Regions from separate parts of the Mus musculus genome. Here region 2 is linked to region 1. The links are chromatin loops, found by intact Hi-C in ENCODE. Cell type or tissue: gastrocnemius. All regions are shown on one strand.

Region 1 (2,500 bases):
CTCCTTTCTTAGACGTTAGAGGACAACTTTCTGAGAGACGCCTTCTGCCATGCTTGAGGCAAGGTCTCTCTTGGGCTTTGGTCACTGTAACACGCATTCCAGGGTAAGCAGCCCTAAGGCTTCTGGACATTTCTCTTGTGTCCATTTTCCATCTTGCGGTGTGTGAGTTCTGGGGTTACCACATCTGGCTTTTGTTTGTTTGGTTTTGAGACGGGGTTTCTCTGGGTAGCTTTGACTGTCCTAGAACTCACTCTATAGACCAGGTTAGCCCCAAACTCACAGAGATCTGACGGCCTCTGCCTTCTGAATGCTGGGATTAAAGTCATGCACCACCATCGCCTGGCCACACCTGGATTTTAAAAAGTAATGTGGGTTCTAGGATCCAACTCAGGCTATCAGGCTTGCACACCAAACCCTTTGCCCATGAGCCATCTCCTAGCTCTACATCACATCTTAAAAGTAGGGACGTGGCAGGCTTTGTGGTAGAACATTTGCCTAGCATGCATGAAGTCTTAAGTGTGATCCCCAACACTGGGAAATAAAACAAACAACAATAACAACAAAGAATGGCAGCAGCCACTTTCAGTGAGATAAGAGCAGCTAAGAGTCAGAGGATAATGGCTCTTAGGGGTTTCTAGCTAATGATCACTATGTAAGTCATGGATCTGTCTGGGGGAAGACACCTAAAGAAAAACGCTTGCCCACAATTCCCACTGCTTTTGGATCTGTGTCCAGACTCTAAGCCGTTAATTTGTACAGGAAGCCGGAGCCTACACTAGTACAGACAGCTCAAATTCTAATGTAGGAGTACTGCTTTTCATTGCCTTAGGGGGGAGCCACGGGGATCTCCTGGCAGAAGACAATTGGGATAATTCTGGCCCTACTGAATCCTCAGTCTGAGTTAAGTAGTTATAACACTGTTTGTGTCACAGGGCTGATGCATGATTGGAGAAAGATGAATGTTGACACATCTAGTTTACTGCCCGGCACAGAGTAACTGCTCAATAGGTATTTGTTTCCTTCCTAAAGTTGCAGAGAAGACGATGAGATAATCCCTGTGAAAGGGCTATAAACGTAAAGTTCTGTACAAATGTTAACTTCCATTGTCACTTTCTTGCCAATGTTTCTAAAGTCCAGAACATAACAACTCCAGAGAAGTAGACTGAGCCCATTGTTCTAGGAGACACAGGAATTCAATTCAGTAAACAATTATGTCCCCCTTCCCCCCTAAAAGAGCCAAGGACAATCGCTGCCATTTATGGAACCTCCAAATGCAGGCCCAGTGTTGGGCAACAGGAATACAAAGACGAATAGACATCATCCCAGAACTAGATGCACGTCAGATGGTGGTCACTAGGAGGCGTGGCAGATTAAAAAAAAGAAGTCCAGGAAACGTGGCAAGAGGTGTGTACAGACTGAGAGCTCCCAGAAGACAAGACAAGTACCTATGAGAGTTACAAGTGTTTTACCAGGAAATGGTATTTATACAAGGGCCTTGCGGGATAAGTAAGATTTCAGCAAGGGAATCCTTCCAGATAGAGATAACTGATCATAAGAAAGAAAAATAAAAACGCGAAGGTTTTCAAAGTGCACCCTGTGACCTTCAGAATTATAGTCAACAACATCATAAGCACATTGTGATGGAAACCTCAGCCTGAGGAATACACGGTAAGGGGCTTGCTTTCCCGTCCCTAACTCAAACTAGAGTTTCAGCGGCGTCCCACCCACCGGGCACTCCATACTGAGGCCTCCGCGGAAGAACGCGGTGAGGACCGGGCACACAAGAGCCCTAGGTCCTGGCCACAGCACTGTCCGTTAACTCCCATCATCTCACCATTTTGCCCCGCACAGGATAAACCACCGATCCGCCACCGGAAGAACACGTCGGCAGGAGCAAGCGCACTGAGCAACAGGAAAAGGATGTGGTCCCTTGCGCGTGGCATTGTGGGACTTGTAGTCCCATGTTCTCAGGAGTAACGGGAACTAGGACTATGCGGACCTGCTGTGAGTAGCATGGAGTCGGACTGTGGGAAAGGGTGGTGTGAAGTTTAGGTTTTAATTCATTTTTTCCCCAGAAAGAACGCCCACTATGAAAGCTGCTATCGGACCTGGTGGGGCATACACTACATTTCCCAGGAGGCTGTTCGCGCCTGGCAGATCACGTGACGAGAGCGCGGGCTTTGGAAGGCGGCGAAGCTGGGAACGATACTGAAAGAACGGGCTCGGGACTGTCCAGAGAACGCTGTGGACTCCAAACCACTGCTAGCTGCTTAAGGCTCGTGCACTCGAGACGGGGTGAGGTCTCGCGGAAGCGTCTCTGAAAGCGGCAGAGCCGCGGGAACAGCACCGGGCAGCCCGGGCTTGGGCCATTCGCTCTGCTCCGAACATTCCTCTTCGCCGGTAGGAAGAAGGTAGTACCCTCCTTCCAGTGAGGACTCAGAGACCAGAGCGTGTTCATCCTAGGGCCCTTGTGAGGAGTATGGAGCGGGGAAGTTCTGTG
Region 2 (2,500 bases), 290 kb after region 1:
TCTTTGCTTATGCTCCCTGGGAAGAGGACAGGTTTTTTTTTTTGTTTGTTTGCTTGTTTTGTTTTTCATCTCCCTGCCCCTGTAATGTGCCCCTCAGAGAGGCATGACTCACTAAAGGCTCTGCACAAGGACATGACCCATGTTTTCAAGGTCCTGGGCTTGGTCTAACAGGTGCATAAGTTAACTCAAGAATATAGTTTATTTTTTAAAAAATTGTTTATTTACCTGTGTCTTAGGGTTTTATTGCTGTGAACAGATACCATGACCAAGGCAACTGTTTTAAGGACAACATTTAATGGGGGCTGGCTTACAGGTTCAGAGGTTGTTCATCATCATCAAGGCAGCGGCATGTAAGTGTCCAGTCAGGAGTGGAGGAGAAACAGAGTTCTGCATCTTCATCTGAAGGCTGCTAGGAGAAGAATGGCTTCTAGGCCGTTAGGACAAGGGTCCCAAAGCCCACACCTGCAGTGACACACTTTTTCCAACAAGGCCACACCTACTTCAACAAGGCCACCCCTCCAAATAGTGCCACTACCTGGGCCAAGCATATACAAACCATGATAACATGTATAGGTGTTTCTATGCTAGGATGTCTCCGCACATGCCTGGCACCTGCAGAAGCCAGAAGAGGGCGTCAGATTCCCTGGAACTGGATGGAATTACAGACCAGTGAGTGGTTGGCCATATGAGTGCTGGGAACTGAACCAGGGTCCTCTGGAAGATAATGTAGTGCTCTTAAATGCTGAGCCATTTGTTTATCGCCGCCCCTGTCAAAGGTTGCTTATGGACTTGTATTGCTCATACAAGAAAACACTTTTTTTTTTTTGGTGGGGGTGAGGATGGTGAGATGGGCGGCGGTAAGCCTGTGACAGGTTTTGGGAATTTCTAAGTAGGATGTAGGAACAGCAGGTATTCTAAGGGAATGTATATTTTCCTGAAAAGGCCACAGTTGACTGGAAGTTGTTAAAAACCTGAGGTTGTTGTCCCTGGGTGGGCTTGAACCATCAACCTTGCCGAATGCCTTAATTGAGCCACAGAGACAGTAAGGGAACTGTGTGTGTGTGTGTGTGTGTGTGTGTGTGTGTGTGCACGTGTGCCTATATTTAGGTGTACCCAAGGCCAAGCAAATAGAGCCTCACTATGGAAGACTTCTGGAGTAAGATCTTGTGTCTGATAGCAAGTTAAGCCTTTACCCCCAACAATAGTTTGATTTTCAACCAGGGGTATGCTAACCTAGCATGTGGGAAACACAGAGGAAACACAGAATTCAAAACACTGCAAACAAGAAAAAAAAAACTAACAAAACTCCCAAACAAACAAACAAACAAACAAACAAAAAACAACAACCCCCAAATACTGCAAACAAGACAAAAAACAAAACAACCCCCCCCCCCCCCCCCCAGCAAACCAAACCAAACCAAACCAAACCAAACCAAAAACAACCAACCAACCCAAAGACAAAGCTTTCCTAGAACCACAGTGGCTGGCCGGCCTTGTCCTCTGGCTCCCTCAAGTGGGCATTCAAGCAATTGCATTTACTGTCTATGAAGGACTAAGGATATTCAGTAATGACTTCTGAAAGTACTACTTCACAAAAGAAAGTGTGGCAGACTAAAGAGAAAGGGACAAGGCATCAGGAATTCCAGTACATGAACAATAGCTGAGATATCTATCCCACTTGTGAACACACATAAAGGCCAGCAATATTGTAATTAATTTATTTTTCCTTCTTTGAGACAGGGCTTATGCTGCTCAGGTTAGCCTCTAACTCACTCTGTAGCTGAGGGCGATCCAGAACTTCTAGTCTTCTTGCCTTCACCTTCAGAGTGCTGGTATTACAAGCATTTGCCATCATGTCCATTTTTATTCATATTATTGAAGTGTCTTAAATATCATTTTTAGATCTTAAAACTAATCAAAACTATCTCCACAATATTATTCCTCCAAAACACAAACTATTTCTCTTTTGCCTTGGAGGTAAAAATAAAAATCAGGATGCTCTTTTTTTTTTTTAAAAAGATATATGTAATAATACTGCTGCAATTGATATATGTACCCACTAACATATAGAGTATTATGTGTTTTGATTAAAACTGGTATTATGTAGTATCATTGTAAAGATCTCGCTCATGTGTATGTTTGTGTGTGTACGCTTGTGACTGAACCTAGGACTTCACTGTACCAAAGAGCGACACAACTCCAGCAGCTATGAGCATAAGCAGCAAGATGATATGATAGGTCCCGTGGCACATGGTGTCATCCCAGCACTTGGGAGGTGGACGCAGGATCAGGAGTTCAAAGTCGCCCTTGACTTGACTGCAAAGCAAGTTTGAGGCCCACCTATTAATTCAGCTCTTGAGAGGCAGTGGTTGATGGAGGCTCCCGGGAGCCGTGGGCTACGGTGGGTGAATGCACTCACAGTGTATGTCTAAGAGAGAGACGCTGCCTCAACATGTATGGTGGAGAGTGGTTGAGGAAGACATCCATGTCAACCTCTGGC

The links. Peaks named below come from ENCODE experiments on the same cell type or tissue, not always from the same donor. Only the 100,000 strongest peaks of a DNase experiment are listed, where the experiment ranks them.
Region 2: it touches region 1 in a loop (3.0-fold over the local background); 25 of 42 quality-filtered maps call a loop at or near these places.

The regions. Positions count from the first base shown.
Region 1 is chr19:10,203,599-10,206,098 of GRCm38, reverse strand. Fen1 (flap structure specific endonuclease 1) reads left to right here and starts at 1,706. Exons shown (of 3, transcript NM_007999.6): 1 at 1,706-2,004; 2 at 2,080-2,411. Tmem258 (transmembrane protein 258) reads right to left here and starts at 1,897. Exons shown (of 4, transcript NM_026919.1): 1 at 1,835-1,897. The coding sequence starts at 1,837. In gastrocnemius, a CTCF peak has its summit at 1,367; DNase peaks (open chromatin) are centred at 1,350, 1,922 and 2,125; H3K4me3 peaks cover 1,680 bases; H3K27ac peaks cover 1,564 bases.
Region 2 is chr19:9,915,149-9,917,648 of GRCm38, reverse strand. No RefSeq gene overlaps it. Among named protein-coding and RNA genes, the nearest start is that of Gm50340, 17 kb to the right of the region's middle. In gastrocnemius, a CTCF peak has its summit at 1,528 (motif pointing left); a DNase peak (open chromatin) is centred at 1,512.